Regions from separate parts of the Homo sapiens genome. Here region 1 is linked to region 2. The links are chromatin loops, found by intact Hi-C in ENCODE. Cell type or tissue: dorsolateral prefrontal cortex. All regions are shown on one strand. Each heading gives the region's core, and the rest is flanking DNA. Links, peaks and the distances in the headings are about the cores only. Region 1 overlaps TAB1 (TGF-beta activated kinase 1 (MAP3K7) binding protein 1). Region 2 holds the start of MGAT3 (beta-1,4-mannosyl-glycoprotein 4-beta-N-acetylglucosaminyltransferase).

Region 1 (8,059 bases), core at 1-8,000, 53 kb before region 2:
CAGAGGGCAAGGTCCCTGTATAACTGTCCCCACTCTAGTTAGCATTTGGGAAACGCTGGTTGGATTGTGACATTGGGAGGGAAAATTGTAAATGGTGCAGGCTGAGTTGGCTTGCTGAGAAGAGAGCAGCCACCTGGGTCATGTAGAGTAGGTGGCTGCCAGCTTCTCCCCTTCCTAGATGTGATGGAACCAAAGGGAATTGTGTTAGGCAGAAGGCCAGCTCTACTAGCCCCAGAATGTGTTTCTCCAGGTGGTGGTGGCCTTTTTTAAAGCAAGAATAGTTAGCTTTAAACACATTGCATCTTGGTGCGTGGCAAAGGGATGGCAGGGATGTCATCAGAAGGCCCCTCCGCCCTCATGATGATCAGGACATCCCTCTCACAGGTTGTATGGATGTCCAGGTGGTGTGTAGGGCTTGCTGATGTCACATCCACTGTCTCAAGTCTGGGGAGAACAACTCAGCTCAGACACCTGCATTCAGAGATGGCTGTGAGGGCTGCTGGTCTGTGGCTACTGGGCAAATATGAATGAGGCGTGGTGCCCACCCTCACTGCGTTTGTAGATCAGCTTGGGAGGAGCATATGCCACTGATACAATACCTGGGGCACTGTCTTGTTATTGTAGACCTGTGTCAAGAGCCCTGGGCAGACAGCAGAGAATTTTAGAGGCTTTAAAGGATGAGAGGAGTTTGCCAAGCAGAGGAGAGGAGGGCCATTCCAGGAGGATGTGTATGTGTGTTTTCTTGACACGTGTGTTTTTGTTTTCATTTTTCTTCCTAGAGATGGGGTTTCGCCATGTTGCCCAGGCTGGTCTAGAATCCTGGGTTCAAGCAATCCTCCTGCCTTCGCCTCCCAAAGTGCTGGGATTACAGGCATGAGCCACCGCATCTGGCTAAGGACAGGTGTTTAAATATGTGTGCATGTGTTTGTTAAGCTTTTCACAAGTTAAGTACAATTAGTACTACAAGTCTATGTGTTGAGGGGCTGCAGAGTGGCCTGATTGGTCTGGGTCAGTGGAGGTTTGCAGGAATGGCATTTGCAAGGGTATGCTGGGGCCACTTGGTAGATCACTTGGTGGGAGCATCATTGCAGGCACTGTGGTACCTTGAAAGGTCTTTTGAAGCAAAAAGCTTTTTTGTGGGTGTATGGGGAAGACAGGATCTCACTGTCACCCAGACTGGAGTGAAGCGGTGTGATCTCGGCTCACTGCAACCTCTGCTTCGTGGGTTCAAGTGATTCTTGTGCCTCAGCCTCCCAAGTAGCTGGGATTACAGGTGTGCACCACCACACCAGCTAACTTTCATATTTTTAGTAGAGACAGGGTTTCACCACGTTGCCTAGGCTGGTCATGAACTCCTGGCCTCAAGCAATCCGCCTGCCTGGGCCTCCCAAAGTGCTAGGATTACAGGTGTGAGCCACTGTGCCCGGCCACAAAGAGGTTCTAAGGAGAGCTTGATGTGTTCAAAAGGACCCAGACCTTTCAGCCGGATAAAACAGTGTTAGTCTCATACTGGCTTTGGGCAAATCACTTTATGTCCCTGAGCCTTAGTTTCTCCAAACCAAGAGGACTCTGGGGAGTATTGTTGGTGTTAAAGGAACTGACACATTCCACTACTAGCCTGGCTTGGTTGCCCGCTAACCAGAAACTTCTACCTTCAGTGCTGCCGTGAGTGAATGCTGTTCATTCCCTTAAATGTCCCTGAGCACTCACTATGTGCTAGGCACCCTGCAGGTGCAGGAGACACCGCCTTTGTGGAGCTGATGGTCTAGTAAAGGGGACAGACAGTGAGCACCGAACAGATACAGATCATCTGTGATTTTGTAATATCCAAACTACAGCATCAGGTGGTGCTATGAGGAACAGTCTAGATTCACACACAGAATGTTGGGGGTGCCATTTTGGACAGGGTGGTAAGGGAAGACTTCTCCACATTTGATGAGATGAAAACGGGGAAATGGGGGCAGCATTCCTGCCCAAGGGAGCAGGAGATGCAAAGGCTGCTGTTTCAGGAGCCTCAGGGGTGCTGGTGCAGCTGGGTGGAGTGCCTTGGGGGAGCTTGGGAGTAGCTGAGGTCTGAGGGAGCCGGGGGCCATGCTGGGCTTCACAGGTCCTGATGTGGCCTCTGGATTCCATTCTTCATGTGATGTGAAGCTTTCATGGGGAGCAGATTGAGTAGGGACCTGATGTGATGTGACTTTTGATTGGAGAAAAATCCCTCTTTTTTTTTTTTTTTTGAGACGGAGTCTCGCTCTGTTGCCCAGGCTGGAGTGCAGTGGCGCAATCTCAGCTCACTGCAAGCTCCGCCTCCCAGGTTCACGCCATTCTCCTGCCTCAGCCTCCCAAGTAGCTGGGACTACAGGCACCCACCACCACACCCAGCTAACTTTTTGTATTTTTTTTTTTAGTAGAGACGGGGTTTCACCGTGTTAGCCAGGATGGTCTCGATCTCCTGACCTCGTGATCTGCCAGCCTCGGCCTCCCAAAGTGCTGGGATTACAGGCGTGAGCCACCGTGCCCGGCCGAAAAATCCCTCTTTTGAGTTTGAGTGGTGAGAGTGGAAGCCTGGGACCTCCTAAGAGACTCCTAGAGTCATCCAGGTGCGAGAAGGTGTCTTGGCCATGGGGATGGCAGAAGAATGGTGGGAAGTATCAGATTCCAGTTGTGTTTTGGAGGAAGAGCTCATGTGATTTGCTGATGGATTGAATGTGAGGTGTGTGACAGAGGAAGAAGAGTCAAAAAGGACTCTTAAGGTTTTGGTTTAAACAACAGTGGTGCCATTTACGGGGTGAGGGAGCCCTGGAAGAGGGGCACCCTGGGGCAGGGGGAATCAAGAGTTTGATTTTGCCTGTACTGTTACTTAATTATAAAAAAGAAAATCAGGCTAGGCATGGTGGCTCATGCCTGGAATCCCAGCCCTTTGGGAGGCTGAGGCAGGAGGATCACTTGAGGCCAGGAGTTCCAGATCAGCTCGGGCAACATAGTGAGATTCAGTCTTTAAAAAAATTAGTGAGGCATGGTGGTATGTGCCTGTAGTACTTAGGAGACTTAATGGGGTGATTGCCTGAGCCCAGAAGTTTGAGGTTGTAGTGAGGCTATGATCCCCTCACTGCACTCCAGGCTGGGTGACACAGCAAGACCTGTTTAAAAAAAAAAAAAGAAAGTAAGCTTAAAATCAATTTTTTAAACTTCGACATGTCCTGAGCAATTATATCTGAGATCATAGGTGCTGCTATCTGTGTAATTTATCTAAAGGATGTTAAAATAAATACATAGCCACTAAAATAAAAAGGTCCATGGGGGTACCACCTATACCCATTGCATACACCCAGCTGCTGCCCTAGCACATTGGAAGTGCCAACAATGATTATTAGCCCCTTTAAGAATGAATGAGGAGCTCTTTAGGATGACGACATGGAGAACCTTCAATGAAAACTCCGGTGGGAGAAGTGGGGGCCAGGAGTGGAGCTGGTCTCAGAGAAGTGGGTCATCCGGAAGGTTGGAGGTGGTGGGGGCATTGGGGCCTTGGAAGCTTTTTGGAGAGAAAGGTCTGCTGCTCCCCTGCTCCGAGCCCTCTTCCTGGGGTTGTGAGTCTCCCTTTCTGAGCTTCCTTTTTGCTTCTAAGGAATGTGGGTGCTTTTACCACAAAAACACTTGGCCTTTTCATAGCATAATTTGGTATTCAAGCTGTGGCCTGAGCTTGGAACCATTCTTTGTCCATTTCTGCTGCCCAGGACTTTGAGATGAGTCTGTGTGGGTACTTTGTGAACTATTATGTGACATGGACACATATATACATGAGGAGTGAATGCTTACATCATGCACAGGGTGTTTGTAAAGGCCTTGTTGGGTTAAATACTGTTGGATCACTGTAGAAGCTTTTCATACCGAAACATTAATTTTGGAAACTCCTTCACAAAATCAAATCAAAATTAGGTCTTTTGAAACAGGCTTCTTAACGTATTCTTGTGAAATTTCTCATGAGCAGTTCATTTCTCAGACATGGAAGAGTTAAGTCCTGCGTTCGCTGTTGTGTGTGTTGCAGTGGCTCCGCGATGAGGCTGTGCTGAGTGAGAGACGCCCCCTTCTCAGCTTCTCGCAGACTCTTGCTCCCTGCGCTCCAGCGCCGCTCACGGCTGGTGCTGGCAGGCCTGGCATTTGGGGGCGTGGGAGAAAGTATGCATCAGTGTGTGCAGGGGTGGAGGGGTGGGTGGTTTGTGTGAATAGAAAGTACATGACCTTTCTGAAAATTGTTCAGAAATGTGGAGGAAGGAAGCGAGAGACTTGGCAGTCCTGTAGGCTTTAATGGAATCAGCAATGGACGCTCGGTATGGCTAATCCTCGATGGAGATGGAAAGGGACGGGAGAACACGATCCAAGCCTACTCAGCTGCAGCAGCGTGAGTCCGCTGGGGAACACGGAGAAGACCAGATACTCTCACTCCCACTTGGTAGAACCTCCTGAGGTTCTCCGGCCACTGTAGTGAACCAGTGTCTGGCGAGCGCCCGAATTACGTGAGAAACTGCCCATGTGTCATTGGATCTAAGACACCAATGTTTTAAGGACACGTCAGTGTTTTGTCTATTGCTCAGAAAGAGAACTCACAGCTAATTAACTTGTAACATACCAACTCCAGAGACGTTAACATGTGGAAAATGTAGGTCTTCAAATCAGTGAAATAAGGTAATCTAATTAACAATACCAGGCTATAGCACAATGGTTGCCACAGGGCCACTTTGGGAGGCCAAGGCGTGTGGATCACAAGGTCAGGAGTTCAAGACCAGCCTGGCCAAGATGGTGAAACCACGTCTCTACTAAAAATACAAAAAATTAGCCGGGCATGGTGGCACGCACCTGTAATCCCAGCTACTCCAGAGGCTGAGGCAGAGAATTGCTTAAACCTGGAGGGGCAGAGCTTGCAGTGAGCCAAGATCGCGCCACTGCACTCCAGCCTGGGCGACAGAGTGAGACTGTCACCAAAAAAAAAAAAAAAAAAAAAGGAATCATTTGAGTGAAAGATAGTTTCTTGAAGATGGTCAGTGGATGATTGAGGTTTGGGAATCATGGGCCTCTGGCCCTAGTTGGATTTGAGCAGTGCCTTTAGGGTAGATAGGACTTAAAAAGACAGAAAGGGACAGGCTTTGCCTTACCATGGGTACTTTTACATATGCTCTTTGGGTAATTTTTTTCTTACTCTTTCTTTATTTTTTTTTAATTTATTTTTTATTTTTGAGACGGAGTCTTGCTGTGTCGCCCAGGCTGGAGTGCAGTGGCGCCATCTCGGCTCACTGCAAGCTCTGCCTCCCGGGTTCACACCATTCTCCTGCCTCCGCCTCTGGAGTAGCTGGGACTACAGGCACCCACCACCACGCCCACCTAATTTTTTTGTATTTTTAGTAGAGACGGGGTTTCACCGTGTTAGCCAGGATGGTCTCAATCTCTTGACCTCATGATCTGCCCGCCTTGGCCTCCCAAAGTGCTGGGATTACAGGCGTGAGCCACTGCGCCCGGCCTCTGGTCACAGTTTTTTAGAGATTGTTTGGAACAGTGAGTAGAAGGCCTTGTCTGTACAAGATACACAGCTGAGTGAGATTGTTAATCTGTCAAAGGGCAAAATTCAAAACTTTCGACAGTCTGGAAGGCTGGGATGAATGCATTAAGATGTAATTCGACTGATATAAATTTAGATTTAAAACAACCTTCTATAGTAGTTTGGCTGGGGGAGACAGACATGGTAGAAACTCACAGGAAAAGGACTTTGTTATTTTACATTACATAGAGGCTAGATGCTCATCTTCTCTTGGGTATATGAAAGCTGTTGATTTGCATACTTTGATTTTCTATCCTGCCGCCTAACTGATTTCTTTTTCTGTTTGCATTAGTTTTTCATTGATTCTTTAGGGTTGCCAGGCGTACTGTCCTATCAACTGCAAATAGAAATGACTTCTTTCCCGGTTTTTATGCTCTCATTCTTTACTCTGTCTAACTGCCTGGGCTAACACCTCCAGTTCTGTGTGAAGTAATAGAGTGGGCAGCCTTGCTATGGCCCTGATCATTTGTTGTTGTTTTGTTTTTTTTTTTTGAGAGGGAGCCTCACTCTGTCTCCCAGGCTGGAGTGCAGTGGCGTGATCTCGGCTCACTGCACGCTCTGCCTCCCGGGTTCCAGCGATTCTCCTTCCTCAGCTTCCCGATAGTAGATGGGACTACAGGCGTCTGCCACCACGCCCGGCTAATTTTTTGTATTTTTAGTAGAGACGGGGTTTTGCTGTGTTAGCCAGGATGGTCTCGATCTCCTGACCTCGTGATTCGCCGGTCTCGGCCTCCTAAAGTGCTCAGATTGCAGGTGTGAGCCACCGTGCCCAGCCTAATTTTTTGTATTTTTAGTAGAGACGGGTTTTCACCATGTTAGCCAGGATGGTCTCAATCTCTTGACCTCGTGATCTGCCCGCCTCAGCCTCCCAAGGTGCTGGGATTACAGATGTGGGCCACCATGCCCAGCCCTATGGCCCTGATCTTAATGAAGTGTTCCCCACTGAGTAAGTTGCCAGCATTAGGGCTGAAGTATACAGAGTAGCATGTTCAGAAAGGAGCCATCAGTTTCTGTTTTCTGGAGTGTTTTTACCAAGAATGGACCAAGACTCCTTAGATAAACAATAGCACTAGTGTCCATACTTACTGACCCAAACACCATTTGCCAGTTTATAAAATAATAAATTCCAGAAATATTACTGCCTCAACATTATGAAAATCAGATTTCCTAAAAAAGTACTTAGCAGTGTTGAAATATCTAGACACTATTCACGGGTACTTAATGAACAAGGCACGTGCTCAGTAGATTGATTGCCGTCAGACACACAGTTTTTCTCATTTGGGAAAGTTAGTTATTCCCACATCAGCCAAATACAGCACAGCATACAGTGGTCAGTAGATCATCAGCTTACTCCTGGTCTCCTGTTGTGAAACGCTCTCAGATGAATTGTTCTTGTGCCATGACACACCAACGTGGCAAGTTCCTCAGTTGCCTGTTTGAGCTTGTTTCTTTCTTTACTTGTGGAAGACAATTTCACTGGCGTTTTTTGTTTTTGTTTTTGTTTTTTGAGACGGAGTCTCGCTCTGTCATCCAGGCTGGAGTGCAGTGGCGTGTGCGATCTCGGCTCTCTGCAACCTCCACCTCCTGGGTTCAAGCAATTCTTCTGCCTCAGCCTTCCGAGTAGCTGAGACTACAGGCGCTTGCCACCACACCCGGTTAATTTTTGTATTTTTAGTAGAGACAGGGTTTCACCATATTGGCCAGGCTGGTCTTGAACTCCTGACTTGGTGATCCACCCACCTCGGCCTCCCAAAGTGCTGGGATTACAGGATTGATCCACCGTGCCTGGCCTCACTGGCCTTTTTTAATAGTGTATGTCTAATGTGGAACAGACCCATAAGTTGCTTGGGTCTTATTTATTTGGCTGGGAAACTATGGATTTTTTTAGAAAGATTCAAGTCCTTGGAAGCCTGTGTCTGTCCCTTATGGGAATTAGATACTGGCAGAGGAGGTAACTGTGATTACAGCATCGAAGACAGGTTTTGCATTGTGGTGACACATTTGTGTTAATATTATTCATCTCATATGAGAGGATGAGTTCATCTTAATCTCATTTTTAATCACAGCCTTCTAGAAAATAGAAATATCTTTTCCTCCCATGCTTTAAAACACCTGTGGCACTTTGGGGTGCTAAATATTGACTTCTTTGGCCATCTTTTCAGGAGGAAGACATGGGATACTCCTGACTGGGTAGATGCTTTTGTATTTCTGCTTAACCTCATAATTAATTTCATTCCAGCTGGTGGCAGGAGACAGACTAGAAAAGGAGCTACCTTTGGAAGTATATTTGCCTGGTTATAGGAGACTTTTGTGAGCTCGCTGGAAATGAAAATATACTAAGCAGATCTAAGACATAGGGGATAATTGGCAACATTTATCAGTTACCTGAAGAATACTTAATTCACTGGTTATTAACTCATTCCCATGGCCCAGAGGCCTTGCACTGCCCTCCCCCCCAGGCACATACGTGCA
Region 2 (15,100 bases), core at 2,814-10,813:
AGGTGAGAATTCTCCAAATGGAGGCAAGCAGGGCTCCTGGAAACCAGAAGCCCTTCAGGGGCCTTTGAGGGGAGGAGACACCTGGGCTGGGTCTTTAAGGATGAGTAGGAGTTTTTCCAAAAAGGCGTTTTGGGCAGAACACAGATATGCCAGGTACAGAGATTTTAAAAAGCCAGAGAACTGGCCAGGTGCGGTGGCTCACACCTGTAATCCCAGCACTTTGGGAGGCCGAGGCTGGTGGATCACAAGGTCAAGAGATCAAGACCGGCCAGGCACGGTGGCTCACACCTGTAATCCACACTTTGGGAGGCCAAGGCAGGCAGATCACGAGGTCAGGAGATCGAGACCATCCTGGCTAACCCGTTGAAACCCCGTCTCTACTAAAAATACAAAAAATTAGCCGGGTGTGGTGGCGGGCGCCTGTAGTCCCAGCTACTTGGGAGGCTGAGGCAGGAGAATGGTGTGAACCCGGGAGGCGGAGCTTGCAGTGAGCCGAGATTGTACCACTGCACTCCAGCCTGGGCAACAGAGTGACTCCGTCTCAAGAAAAAAAAAAAAAAAAAAGAGATCAAGACCATCCTGGCCAACTTGGTGAAACCCTGTCTCTACTAAAAATACAAAAAATTTGCTGGGCATTGTGGTGCACACGTGTCTTCCCACCTACTCGGGAGGCTGAGTCAGAAGAATCGCTTGAACCCGGGAGGCGGAGGTTGCAGTGAGCCAAGATCACACCATTGCACCCCAGCGTGGTGACAGAGTGAGACTCCGTCTCAAAAAAAAAAAAAAAAAAAAAAGGCAGAGAAATTGCAAGCATTTCAGAGGGCTGCCAGTGGATGGGACAAGCTCAGCTGAATGGAGTGTATGTGGGGGAGGGTAGAAAGGGGACAGATCTGACTTCACCTGGCCAGTGTTGGGGAAGGAAGTCGCCAACAGAAGAACAATGAGTTTCACAAATTTGGAAAGGAGAGCTTTATTTCTCATAAAGGGTTGCAGCCTGCAGGGCAGCCATTCTGACAGGCTGGGAAGCATAGCTTCCAGCCAGAAGCCAGGAACACATGCTTCAAGGGAGGGGCAAAGGGAACAGGAATTTATACAGAGCAGGGTGGCTGAATATACATATTTAATAAGCTATAGGGGGAGTCATGAATATTGATGTAAGGAGAAACAGGGACCTGTGCAATTAAGCTTCATGCCCCTTAGTGAGTCACACATGCAAAAAAATGGTGGCGTTAGTGTGATCGCAGGGTGTTTTTCAGCCCTCTGATGTCAAAAGGTGAAGCACAGGACCCTACTGTGTGCCAGGCCTCTGTGAATGCGGGAGGGGAAAAGAGTGACAGGGGCTATGTGGGAGGAAGGAATTGGGGGCTGTGTCCCCTTCTGGCCAGCTCTCAGGCAGGCTCCTGGCACCACAGGGCCTGAGCTGGGAGGGTAGAGGGTGGAGGGTGGGGCCTGGTGTGCCTGGCTGTGCCCGGCTGTGCCCAGGGCTGGCTGTGTGCGACTGAGCAAGTCACTTATCTCTGACGAACACCTTCACTGGGCGTCCACTTTAGACTGTCTGGACAATGGTTTCTTATCAGGAAGGGATGATGGTCAGTTATTGTGTCAAAACTGCAAAAGAGGGATAGCATCGGACAGCTGGTTGGTATCAGTGGTGAAGTCTTTCAAAAGGGCTGGTTTCTGGCTAGCCCTAACCGTCAGCAGGCTTTCTTCCCTAAGGAAGGGGTTCAGGAGGGGCTGTATCGAGGAGTGTCTGACCTCCCATTCTGTTGTAGCCAAGCACTCAGCTTTCAAGGTTTCTCTGGGGTTCCCTTGGCCAAGACGGGGGGCTGTTGGGGGGCTTGGGATTTCATTTTAATTTCTCAAAGGACCCTTTATCAAACACCTTCGGTGCTGCCCAGCACCACCTTGTCACACATCCCACCTCCCTCACCCTCCCCACACGCTGTCAGGTGGCCACCTTTATGCCCACTCTGCAGACCAATGGGCCTAGGCTTTGAGTGTGGAGCCCTGGCGCAGCTCGGAGGGCCCCGACCGGAGCCAGCTCACTCTGCCCACTGCACCGCCATGCTCCCTGACCACCTGGAGCCTTGGCAGGGCTGGGGCTTGATGGCTTGGTTCTCTCTTTCTTTCTTTCTTTCTTTTTCTTTTTCTTTTTTGATAGGGTCTCACTCTGTTGCTCAGGCTGGAGTGTAGCGGTGCGGTCCTAGCTCGCTGCAACCTCCACCTCCCGAGTTCAAGGGATTCTTGTGCCTCAGCCTTCCCAGTAGCTGGGACTACAGGCATGTGCTACCACGGCCGGCTAATTTTTGTATTTTTAGTAGAGATGGGGTTTCACCATGTTGGCCAAGCTGGTCTCAAACTCCTGGCCTCAAGTAATCCGCCTACCTTGGCCTCTCAAAGTGCTGGGATTACAGGCGTGAGCCATTGCGCCTGGCCTGTGGCTTGGTTTTCATGGCATGGGTGAGGAGCCTCCCCACCTGGAGACCCAGGGCCAGGAGTGAGATGCCCCAGGGAGGTGGAATGCGGCTCCCACAGGCCAGGCAGCAGCTGCTGAAAGGGTAACAGACCTAGCAATTGTTCCCAGAGCCAAAAAGGCCTGGGTGAAAGGGGACAGCAGGGCTGTAAGGAGACACCGCCTGAGATTGGCTAATCTTGTATCTGGGCTTTTCCCACCTCCAGCTCCCACAGCCTCCTTGTCAGGCAGCTCAGCCCCTAGAGGAGCAGTGGGGCAAGAGGGCCACCAACCACCCTCCCCCATATCACCATGGAGCTTGGAGCCCCAGCCTCCCCCACGTCATCGTGGGGCCTGGAGGACGGCTGGGAGAGGATGGAGAGAACCAGATTCCATTGATGTCAATGCGATGTCAGGGCAGTGATTCGTCCCATTCTGCAGATGAAGATACTGAGGCTTAGGGATTGAAATGACTGGAACACTTGGCGAGCTGGCATAGAACCCAGGTCTTAAGCTCCCTGGGATTCAGCTTCTCCACCTGCTGAGCACCTCCGTGCCTACTGTGTGCCAGGCCTCTGTGAATGTGGGAGGGGAAAAGAGTGACAGGGGCCATGTGGGAGGAAGGAATTGGGGGATGTTTACCCTTCTGGCCAGCTCTCTGGGAGGGAGGCTTCTGGCACCACAGGGCCTGAGCTGGGAGGGTGGAGGGTGGGGCCTGGTGTGCCCAGCTGTGGCTGTGTGACCGAGCAAGTTACTTATCTCTGACAGGCTGGGCGTGGGGAAGATGTACTTGCCACACAGCGCCCAACACACTGAGTGCCGCATTGAGGACATGGAGGCGGACTTTGGTATGAACCCAACAAGGCTGACTCCACTTCGGCCTCCCAAGAAGCTTGGGAATCTGGAAAGGTCAGGAGAACAAAGACCCAAGCTGGGGGAAGATGGAGAGCAAGCAAGTCCCCTGACCCTGGCCAGCTCTGGGCAGGGCAGCTTCCCTGGGGAGTGGGGCGTGTCTTTACTTCTCACTGGGCCTCAAGGGCAGGGGCTGGGGCTTGGGCAGGTCCTCCTCCCCTTTGCCAGGAGCAATGGAAATGGAGGAATGTGATTATTTTGTGCCTGCCTTCGTGCTTGGGGGCCAATGTCAAGGTTTTCTTGATGCTCAGAACGAGTTCAATGGAGAATCCAGACTTGAAACAGCACTTCTTTCATGGGCTGAGGGACGCCCAGAGTTGCTGCTGAAGGCTCAGGGAGGGAGAGAAGGTTCTGGGGAAGGAAAGTGTCTGTGAGGCGGTCCCTTCCAGAGGGGAATGAGTCCCAGGCAGGGAGAGCTGTGGCATGGGGAATTGGGGGAGGGGGACACATTTGAGCAGAAATTGAAGGTTCTTTGGGGGCCGGAGAAGAAGGGGCAGAGAGGGTTGAACAGCCAGGCTGGGGAGAGGAGGAGGGCAACATTTTTGCAGGGCAGAATAGACTGGATTTTGGGGGAGTGACAATTACCTTAAGCACATGTCATGGAGATGATTTATTTTTTTTTTGAGATGGAGTCTTGCTCTGTTGCCCAGGCTGGAGTGTAGTGGCATGATCTCGGCTCACTGCAACCTCCGCCTCCTGGGTTCAAGCAATTCTCCTGCCTCAGCCTCCCGAGTAGCTGGGATTACAGGCGTGTGCCACCACACCCGGCTAATTTTTGTATTTTTAGTAGAGATGGGGTTTCATCATGTTGTCAGGCTGGTCTTGAACTCCTGACCTTCTGATCCACCTGCCTCAACCTCCCAAAGTGCTGGGATTACAGGCATGAGCCACCATGCCCGGCCCATGGAGATGTTATAATGGAATGTGCTTAGAGTGATAGGAACTAGGAATGGATCTTACACTTTCAAATGGTTGGGAAAACATCAAAAAATGTTTCTGGACACGTGAAAATGACACGAAATTCAAATTTTTGTGTCCATAAAGTTTTATTGGAACACCGCCAGGCTCATTCTTTTACGTATTGTCTATGGTTGATTTTATGCTACGATGGCAGAGTTGAGTAGTTGGGACAGAGACCATATGGCTGGCAAAGCCTAAAAGATTTACAATCAATCTCTTAAAGCAAATGGTTTGCCCACCCTTGCTTAGAGAGAGCCTCCAGGAAGAAAAGAGCAGTGAGGGTGACGTTGAAGAAGGGGGCAAGACTAGGTCACCAGGGGCTCCCTGTGCCCCGCCCAGGCACTGAACTTAAGCTGAGGGCAAGTGGGAGCCATTGAAGGTGCAGGCAGGAGAGTGACCTGCTCAAGTGAATGTTGGAGTAGGATCACTCTGCCTCCTCAGCAAGGATGGATGAAGCTGGGCACGGAGGCACCTGGAGCAGGTAGACCAGCCCTAGGCAGCCCGGATGGTTCAGCAAAGGCCTCTGGGACTATTCTGGAGCACATTCGCTGGGATATAGAATAGGTAGCGCATCCCTGCACCTTCGACGATGGCGGCGCAGAGATGTCTGCTGCGTACCCACAATGCCTTGTGCCTCGCACCGCGGGAGGAAGTGGCTGCTCTGTAGGCCCCAGAACGGAACCACTTGAAAGGCGGGAAACACGTGGGGGACGCCTCTGAGCCCTGAGAGGAATGGCCTAGAGCAAGGCCACGAGGAGCCAGGGCACGACACGGTGGGCCCTCGGAGAACCGCTGGTGGGCAAGTGGCAGGAGAGTAGGCTCAAGAGGGTTGGCAGGGCCGACCGGGCCTAGGGTGGCCGGGTGAGGGGGGCGGGGGAGGGGAGGCCCCCCCAGTTACCCCAGGAGTGCGCAGGTGGCTTCGGGCATGTGAGGGACGGAGGGGGTCGGACGGAAGGACACAGGCCGGTGTACAGCGGTCACCCACGCCCCAAGCAGACACACAGACTCTGCAGACACCGTAACAGGCCCGGCACCGTGCACACATCACAGGCCCAGGCCTCTGCACATGGTCACAGATGCCTATGCGAAATCCCGGCCCAGGTTCACGCGGGCACAGGCGCATCCACGCACACACCGCAACACGGATCTGCACGTCCATGCACACACAGGCACAGACTCGGGCACACGGAGTCACACCGACCCGGGCACGCTGCGGAACGCACCCGTCCACGCATACACAGAACGGGACTTGCTGCCCCGCACGCACACCAGGCCCGCACTCCGAACTACCCGCATTCCCCGCACACGCCCCCGCGCAGGCCGCCCCGGGCCGTGGGCCGGCGCACGCACGGTCACAGGAGGGGCGCGCGCACACTCGCACTCACACACACTCGCTCGCACACGCACACACTCGATCCAGCACGCGCGGGCGGCGCGGGGCGGCGGCGGCCGGAGTCTGCGGTGCGAGGCGCCCCCGGCCCGGCGCGGCGGCGGAGCCCGGCTGGCGGGGGAGGGGAGGGGGTTGCGGAGGGGGCGGGGTGGGGGCCGGAGCCGCTTGAGCCGGCGGGAGCGGGCACCCCTGCGCGCCGCGCTCGGCCTCGCCTCCGCGCCCCCCGCGCGCCCGCCGCGGTCCCTCCCCCGCGCCCGTCCGCTCGCCGGGCCCCCGCCGCCGCCCCGGGGTGCAGCCGAGCGGCCGCGCCGGGTCCCCGGGACGGGGTGGAAGTGGGGGTGGGGGGAGGGGATCGGGGCCGGGCCGGGGCCGCGCTGCCTGCGATGCCGGGCGCCCGCCGCAGCCGCTGCCGCCGGAGCCCGGGATGGGGCGAGAGGCTGCGGCGGACGCCAGCATCTCCCCGCCGGGGACCCCGGGGGCCGCGGAGCCGCCGCCGCCGCTGCTGCCGCCGTTGCTGAGACCCAGCGGGCGATGGGTGAGTTGACCCCGGCGTCCTGGGGGGCGCCGCGGCCCCTCTATCCCCGCGCTGCCCGCCCTCCCGCGCTGCGCTTGGCGCCCCCCGCCCGGCTCCGCGGCCCACTCCCCGAGCGTGACCTTAGGGGGCGGGCGCGGGCGCACTGGGGCTGGGGGCCCGGAGGCCGCGGTGGGGGCGGGATGCCGGGGAAGCCGCTCGGCGCGGGCCCCCTCCCCCTACCCGCCGCTCCTCCGAGCTCCCCGGTCCCCGGAGGGCAGAGCCTCAGCGCCCGACCCCCTCCCACGGCCGGGCGGGGGACGTCCCCGAGGCGCGGGGCTCGAGCCGTGCTTTGTGCGCGGCACCCCCCAGCCTCCGGCGCGGCTCCCCCACAACCTCCGGCGCGGCGCGGGGCTGGGGTGGGAGGCCTCCGCGCCCGCCTTCCCCACCCCCGACCCCAGACTGCGGCGGCGGCAGCCGAGGCCCAAGCGCAGTCGGGGGCTGGGCGGGTGCGGGGGCTGCGGCCGTAGCTACCCCTGGGGACCAGGCAGAGGCAAATGTGGAGAGGGCCCCCGGCCATTTACCGGGGTGGGGGCCCCCGGCTCCTTGCATTGCTCTGCCCAGGGCGGGGGAGGGAACCTGGCTGAGGGAGGGCGCTATAAATATCTGCAAATAGTGAGTTCTGGAACCGGGAGTGGGGAGGGGAGTGCGCCTGGGTGTGTGTATGGTGGGGTTCCTGAGCTGGGGTGCAGCAGGAAGGGATGCCGCGCGGCCAGACCTAGTGGTCTGAGGTCGGATGACCCCCAGCCCCGGAAGATGCCCCTGAAGGCCCCTGATGGGGTGTGGGCAGACACACTACCCCAGTGGGATTCCTCCCTGGTTCCCCACTTCATTCCTGGGACACACCAGTCCAGATTCGCCTTGATGGGGGAGTTGTGAGCACTGGCGTGTCGTTTGGGGAGGGGGAGCAGTTATGAAAGATCCAGACATGGAGCCCAGCAGAAGGATGGAGGGGAGAGCCCCCACCCCCAGGAGCTGCAGCTCTGAGGGGGTTTTCAGTCTAAGGAGTGCTAAGGGGAGCCGCTCTGGGTCCTAGGAAGGTTTGAAAGAGGGGTCCCAGCCCAGGAGGAAGAGAGAGGTTACTGGAAGAGATGACGACAGGAAGCTGCCAGAGATCTCTGGGTAGAGAAAGGTGGGAAGGGCGTTGTGGGCCAAGGGAATGGCATGAGCAAAGGCTCAGAGGTGTGAGTGTCTGGCGTGTGTTGAGAGGTGGCAGTGGGAACAGTCAGGCACTGTGGGTGCCCCCTGGAAGAAGTGAGATGAAAACGGGGCAGAGGCTGGGCAGGGAGGCCAGGTGGAGGTGAGGTGGGAGGGCACAGCAGGGAGCTGGCACTTGGTCCTGAGGACGGCAGGGAGCCAAGACCTGGCTGGGGGGATGCCGCTGGCTCAGACCCATTCTAAGGGTCTGCCTGGTGCCCTTGGTGTGGTCAGGGCTACTTGAGGCACACTGGTGATTCCTTTTTCTTTTCTTTTCTTTTCTTTTTTTTTTTTTTTTTTTGAGATGGAGCCTCACTCTGTCGCCCAGGCTGGAGTGCAGTGGTGCCATCCTGGCTCACTGCAACCTCTACCTCCTGGGTTCAAGCAATTGTCCCACCTCGGCCTCCCGAGTAGCTGGGACCACAGGTGCCCGACACCACACCCGGCTAATTTTTGTATTTTTAGTAGAGATGGGGTTTCACCAGGTTGGCCAGGCTGGTCTCGAACTCCTGACCTCAAGTGATCCACCCACCTTGGCCTCCTAAAGTGCTGGGATTACAGGCGTGAGCCACCTCGCCCAACCCTGATGATTTCTTTTTCTGTAGTAACTGGACCACCTCAGGAAGTCAGCTTTCTGAGCCTCGGTTTCCACATCTGTGAAATGGGGAGGTTTTGTTTTTGTTTTTGTTTTGAGACAGGGTCTCACTCTGTGATCCAAGCTGGAGTGCAGTGGTGTGATCATAGGTCACAGCAGCCCCAACCTCCTGGGCTCAAGGGATCCTTCTGCCCCAACCTCCTGGGTAGCTAGGACTACAGGCGTGAGCCAACACACCCTGCTAATTTTTTAAAAAGTTTTTAATAGAGATGAGGTTTTGCTATGTTGGCCAGGCTGGTCTTGAACTCCTGGGCTCAAGTGATCCTCCTGCCTCTATGTCCCAAAGTGCTCGGATTCCAGGTGTGATCAAATGGGGGAGAATTTTGAATGGAATGAGTTGCAGAGAGGGTTGAATGAGAGGATGCACACAGGGTGCCTGGCACCTGAGCAGCACTCAAGAGATCGCTGGCTGCGGTATTATTACCTGGAAAACGAGGATGCCGATGCCAGCTGGCGGGCCAGGCCAGCTTCACTGGGCAGCGGCCATGAGAATCACGAGAGGGCTGGGCTGGACGTGAACGGCAGAGAGCTGAGGGTGGGGGAACTGCGTGGTCCTCATGCAATTCTGGGAAGACTACATAAGCAGTGAGGAGTGGCCAGAGGCAGGGTGGTCTGCAAAGACAGCCCCTCTTGGCCTCATGGGCACCCACCCGCCCAGCCAAGTCATTCAGGGTATCCTGCTGTGCTCCCCAAGAGCCAGAGCCCCTTTGCTCCCCAGAGTGCAGTGATGCAGCCCCTCATCTTAGCCATCTCCAAGCCCTTCATGTGGGGACCAGGTCTTGGAACACAGTGTCCTCAGGTAGGGGTAATAATTTACTGTGCTGGACAGAGAGGACATAGGCCTTGCCCTGAGGAGATTAGAATCCATTGGGGAGCAGATACCCCTGGCACCGATGCTCCACCTAGCCCTGTGCTGGCTGCTTGGGGGCAAGGAAAGAGTCACTAAAAGTAGGGATTCCAGATCTAGTGGCCCGGTTCAAATCCCGGCCCTGCCTCTCTCACTGTGTGACTGTGGGCTGGTGACTCTGCATCTCTGTGCCTCAGTTTTCTTGTGTCTAAAATGGCGCTGAGGCGAGGCGTGGTGGCCCATGCCTGTAATCCCAACAGTTTGGGAGGCCGAGGTGGGTGGATCACCTGAGGTCAGGAGTTCAAGACCAGCCTGGCCAACATGGTGAAACCCCATCTGTACTAAAAATACAAAAATTAGCTGGGCATGGTGGCAGGCACCTATAATTCCAGCTACTTGGGAGGCTGAGGCGAGAGAATCGCTTGAACCTGGAGGCAGAGGCTACAGTGAGTTGAGATTGCGCCACTGCACTCCAGCCTGGGCAACAGAGTGAGACTCCATCTCAAAAATAAATAGATAAATAAATAAAATGGGGGTGGGGTGCACTGTTACTATTTGAACAGCTTGGCATAGTTTCCAGTGGCCATTTACTGCTCCCTTCCAGAACGAGTCTCCCGATTCACCCCTGCCTCCTTGGAGACTACACCACCTGCCCTTCGAGATGTGTTGTTTACGTGTCCCTGATGTCTTCCTTTTCTGACTGAGTCCCCCTGCCCAGGGACCTGCCTTTCCAGATCCATTGCTCCAACCGGGGGCAATAGTAGGCTGGCAACTGGCTCTCTGGGAAACAAACCCCTGATGAGTTGGCCGATCGCTGTGCTGTAAATCCTCCCCATATGGCTGATTTTAAGCCACCCATGGCCTAACAAGAGTGTCATAATGGGAGCTGGTACGTGCCAGCTTTAGTCCCCAGGCATTCAGCGGGTGCTTAATAGATGATGGTTGAATGAGGAGGAAAGGATGCAGAGAGTGTTGGTCAGCTAGATTTGGGAGCTGCGGGCGATACTGTAGGTGAGAAGGGCTTTCAGGGGGAGGCATGGGAGGGCTGGAGGTGAGGGGCCACCCTGCACCAGCCCTGGGGTGAGGCTTGAGGGAACGGAGAGCTTCTGGTGTCCTCCCCGTCCTGAGACCCTTTGCACCCCTGACCCTGACGCACACTTGCACTAACCCCTCCTTCGAGGGGCTCCTCTCCACCTTGGCCTGGCCTTGGGGTTCTGCACAGAATGGGCCCCAAGCTTAAGCCAATGAGAGCTCAGAGATGTGGCCCAAGCAGGTCCCAAACCTCATGTTCCATTCCCTTGCTGTGCTGTTCCCTCGACTTGAATTCCTCTTCCATTCACTGTCCCCTGTAACTCTGTTGTCCATCAAAAGCTTCCTCATGACCCCCTTCCTCTGTGACACCAGCCCCACAACCCAAGTCAGACAGACCCATCTCCCCTTCTGCTCTTCCCCCGATGCTACAGCCCCTCCCATGTACACGTTCCTGCCTATAAAAATATCAATAGCCAGCATGTGTTGTGTTCCTATGGCAGCCAGTGACAGAGGTTCCAGGATAGTCCCCTCTACAGATGGGGAAATTGAGGTGCAGTCTCTTGTTCACACTGACCCACTCTTTTTTTTTTTTCTTTTGAGAAGAGTCTCACTCTGTCACCAGGCTGGAGTGCAGTGGCATGATCTCGGCTCACTGCAACCTCTGACTCCCTGGTTCAAGTGATTCTCCTCCCTCAGCCTCCCGAGCAGCTGGGAGTATAGGCACGTGCCACCATGCCCAGCTAATTTTTGTATTTTTAGTAGAGATGGGGTTTCACCATGTGGGCCAGATGTTCTCAAGCTCCTGACCTTGTGATCCGCCTGCCTCGGCCTCCCAAAGTGCTGGGATTACAGGCCTGAGCCACCACACCCAGCCTGCACTGACCCACTCTTTACATCTTAGCTGCAGCATCTCTGGCTCAGGGAAGCCCACATGCTTCCTGGTGTTCTTGCTGTCAGCTCCCAGAGTATCACGCCGGTGTCTTTGGCGTGTTTGTTACGTGTTCCTGATATACTTTCAGCGACACAGGTACTGAGGAGGCCCTCAGTTAAATGTGCAGATGGATGGATGAATGGATGAATGAATGAAAGAATGAATGAATGAGTGAATGAATAATTCTCAGCCCAGGTGAGCAGCCTTGCTGTCCTGCTTATTACTCCTTCTCCATCCCTGATGGAAGGGACTGACCCTCCAGAGGGCAGCCTCACACTACAGAGGGAGGGTACAGGGACCTGCTTGGGAGGGGCTATTGTCCCCACCGCCAGGAAGGGGACAGTGAGGCTTCGGGAAGGGGCGGAGCTGCCCATGGGCTGGAAGCAGGCCAGGAACCCCCTCTCACAGCAGGGAGCTGACAAGGGGACCCACGGCCTTGCCCATAAGTCAGGAAGTTAACCGACTTGTCACGTACTTCTCCTTGGGCTGCCTGAAGTGGAATTCCCCCTTTTGGCTCACTTATTTTCATCTTTTCTATAAAAATAAAATTGAAACAATGGAAATCATTCACACACCTAATTACCGTATTGTTTATGAACTTATTTGGCTCAAAACTTTGGTTCTTACCGAAGTGGGAATCCCTTGAGAGGGGTGGGTGAGGGCCAGGCCAGGGAGACAGACCTGTGCACGTGCCAGGACCTCAGAGCCTGCTCTCCGGCTGCCCTCTCTGGGCAGGCCAGGAACTTCCCAGAAGGAACAGCCCAGAGACAGGGTTCTAAGTGAGGGAGGCCGGCCCGAGTGGGTTCTGGGACTCTGGCTGGCAGGCCTGGTGGTGGATGGCTCCCATGGTTGTCCTCCCCACCTTGGCCTCCGGGTCATCATAATTTGCTGCTCTTTATCAAGCACTTCCTATGTGCTGGGCCCAGGGCCAACCAACCACTTTCTATGCATTCTCCCAGAGATGTCTCTAACTTGCTGAGAGGCAAGCACTATTATCATCCCTGTTTGGCACTTTGAGGGTACCCAGAGTTGGGGGTCCACAGCTGGGAAGTGGCAGGGCTGGGATTGTGTCCAGCCTATAGGACCCTCAGAGAGCAGCCTCCCTCGGTCACCCAGACCTGTTCCTTCTCTCCCGTGGGCTCCCAGCAGGGCCTGTTCCCTGAGGCTTGGAGCCCTGAGACAGCCATCACTTAGCCTCTTGGCCTCCAGGCTTCCCCTTCAAGGCCCTCCTTCTGCCACTGTCCTGGGCCCTGTCTCTGGAACGCCTGCTCAATGTCACCTGGGCGGCCTGCGTAAAGTACCTGTTTGCCAGACCCTAGCCAGCCCTGCTGAGTGAGCATCTCACAACGGGAGGGCTGGAAGCCCACAGTTTAAAAAATACTGACTTGGACTCCCAAAGTAATCCTAGTACTTTGGGAGGCTGAGGCAGGAGGATTCATTGAGTCCAGGAGTCCGAGACCAGCCTGGGCAACATAGTGGGACCCTGTCTCTACAAAAAATTAAAAAAAAAATTAGGCAGGTATGGTGGCAAACGCCTATAGCCTCATCTACTTGGAAGGTTGAGGGGGAAGATCACTTGAGCCCAGGAGGTCAAGGCTGCAGTGAGCTGAGATCGCACCACCACTCTCCAGCCTGAGCGACAGAGCAAGACCATATCTCAAAAATTAAAAAAAAATAAAAAATGCTGCCCTGAGGATACAGAGGCCTGTGCATTCCAAGAGCCAGTTCACAGCTCCCTGGCATCTGTAGTGGCTACTAGATTTCCCAATCCCCAACCCTTGTAACCCAGATCCTGTGACCGAGCCCCCGCCTGTGTTCGTAGCCTGGGCCCCACCAGCTCTTCATACACCGCGCTCACCCCTGCCCCACCGCCCCCGCCATGCTGTCATCCTAGCACTTGCTGCCTCTGCCTCTTCCTGGAAGCAAGTCCCAGGCAGGGCATGATGCCCAGAGCTTGCCTAATGCACTGGGCAAATCTCTCGTGGTGAGTCCTCATCTTGCTACCTGGGGCCTGGCACATGGTTGTGGCAAATTGTGGTGGGTGAGTGATGGTGGCTGCCACAGGAGAGGGGCACAGGGAGAGCTGCAGGTGACTGGGGATGGGTTGGGCCCCCGGGCTGGCACCGGGCATGCACTAGGGCCTGGCTCTGTGCCTGGCACGTAGAAGGCATTTGATGCATATTTCTTGTCTTTTTTTTTTTTGAGACGGAGTTTCACTGTGTCACCCAGGCTGGAGTGCAGTGGCGCGATCTCAGCTCACTGCAACCTCTGCCTCCTGGGTTCAAACGATTCTCCTGCCTCAGCCTTCCCAGGTAGCTGGGATTATAGACGCCCACCACCACACCCAGCTAATTTTTGTATTTTTAGTAGAGACGGGGTTTCATCATGTTGGCCAGGCTGGTCTCCAACTCCTGACCTCAAGTGATCCACCTGCCTCCGCCTCCCAAAGTGCTGAGATTACAGGTGTGAGCCTCTGAGCCTGGCCTGATACATATTTATTTTTTTTTCTTTTTGAGACAGAGTCTTGCTCTGTTGCCCAGGCTGGAGTGCAGTGGCATGATCTCGGCTCACTGTAAGCTCTGCCTCCCAGGTTCACGCCATTCTCCTACCTCAGCCTCCCAAGTAGCTGGGACTACAGGCGCCTGCCACCACACCTGGCTAATTTTTTTTTTCGTATTTTTAGTAGAGACGGGGTTTCACCATGTTAGCCAGCATGGTCTCGATCTCCTGACCTCGTGATCTGCCTGCCTCGGCCTCCCAAAGTGCTGGGATTACAGCCATGAGCCACCACGCCCGGCCTCTGTCAGGCTTTATCTTTCTCCACTCCAGGACCAGAGCTCAGTCCTGAGCCCGGAGCACTTTGCTCTCCCCAGCTCCTGCTCATCTACGCTGGCCTCTGACCTGGTTCCTGCTGAGAAATGCTCTGAACTGGGGGCAGGGGAAGAGGGAGGGGTGCAGTCCCACACGGGCCTGGTGTCTCCTCCTTCACACCACACAGGGGATCCTCAGCTCTCTGAGGCACTCTGGGTAAGTTTCCCAGGGCCCCAGACGTTAAGGTTCCCTCTGCAAAAATGGGTGGGTTCAGCTGGCCACGTGGCCTCTCTGGGCTGATACCCTGGGCTCAGCTACACCCCTTGGAAGGTTTTCCCTTGGGATATGGGCACAAGTGAAAAACAGAGCCATACCCTCCAACTCACTGTGGGCATTCAGTGAAACCATGTGTGTAAGACGCTTTGTTAATTGTAGAACGCTGCACAAACTCATCAGGTCCCTCACCCGTCAGGCAGGCTCTACTGCAGACACTAGACACGATCGAACCACTTCCCCTGCTTAGCACTCAATTTCCATATAGTGAAATGAGGTTTATTTTGGCACCGTGGCCCATGGTTCCTGAGATATGAAAATGAAATCATGCAAAAAAACTCCAGCACTTTGGGAGGCCGAGGGGGGTGGATCACCAGAGGTCAGGTGTTCAAGACCAGCCTGGTTAACATGGTGAAGCCCCGTCTCTACTAAAAATACAAAAATTAGCCGGGCATGGTGGCGGGTGCCTGTAATCTCAGCTACTCGGGAGGCTGAGGCAGGAGAGTCACTTGAACCTGGGCGGCAGAAGTTGCAGTGAGCTGAGATTGTGCCACTGCACTCCAACCTGGGTGACAGAGTGAGACTCCGTCTTAAAAAAAAAAAAAAAAAGAAAAGAAAAAAGCCTGATAGAGCAAAATGCGCACTGCCCGAAGGTGACAGAAACCCATGTTGATGTTGGTTCCAGCAAAAGGTGCATGGGGAAGAGAAAGGCCTGCGAGGAAGGCCCAGTCAGAAGCCAGCCAGGCCCAGGGGTGGCAGGATGGTGGGGACACTGCCCTGCTTCTTTCTCTGTGCTTTCCTGATGTTCTAGAATGGATGAGAAACCTTTAAACCAGAAAAATGCAGTTGTATTCTAACAGCGGGAAGAAAAGGAGCCCCGGAGACAGCCGGCTCCTGCTTGGTCTGATTCTGGGGCCACCGCTTGCGGGCAGTGACCGGCTGTGGGGTCTCACCGTGGGGCTTGCCTAGCACCAGGCACTTCTACCAGAGCAAGTGGATCTGCGGCAGGAGGCCTGTGTTGCTCTAATTCCTGGAAATTGGGTCATGGGAGCCCAGGCCTGGAGCTCCT

Evidence for each region. Hi-C counts contacts between places; a loop is a spot of excess contacts. Peaks named below come from ENCODE experiments on the same cell type or tissue, not always from the same donor. Only the 100,000 strongest peaks of a DNase experiment are listed, where the experiment ranks them.
Region 1: it touches region 2 in a loop (4-fold over the local background); 9 of 110 quality-filtered maps call a loop at or near these places.

What each region holds. Positions count from the first base shown.
Region 1 is chr22:39,401,423-39,409,481 of GRCh38, forward strand. The region is part of intron 1 of TAB1 (TGF-beta activated kinase 1 (MAP3K7) binding protein 1); the gene reads left to right. Among named protein-coding and RNA genes, the nearest start is that of TAB1, 5.7 kb to the left of the region's middle. In dorsolateral prefrontal cortex, for the core only: a CTCF peak has its summit at 4,105; DNase peaks (open chromatin) are centred at 4,099 and 4,419; H3K4me3 peaks cover 1,498 bases; H3K27ac peaks cover 5,734 bases.
Region 2 is chr22:39,451,309-39,466,408 of GRCh38, forward strand. It overlaps MGAT3 (beta-1,4-mannosyl-glycoprotein 4-beta-N-acetylglucosaminyltransferase), which reads left to right and starts at 5,704. Exons shown (of 2, transcript NM_002409.5): 1 at 5,704-6,249. RefSeq lists a cis regulatory region at 1,260-1,808, silencers at 5,630-5,689, 6,420-6,689, 6,700-6,829 and enhancers at 7,150-7,349, 11,155-11,224. In dorsolateral prefrontal cortex, for the core only: no CTCF peak of the experiment used is centred there; DNase peaks (open chromatin) are centred at 5,416 and 6,898; H3K4me3 peaks cover 3,192 bases; H3K27ac peaks cover 7,202 bases.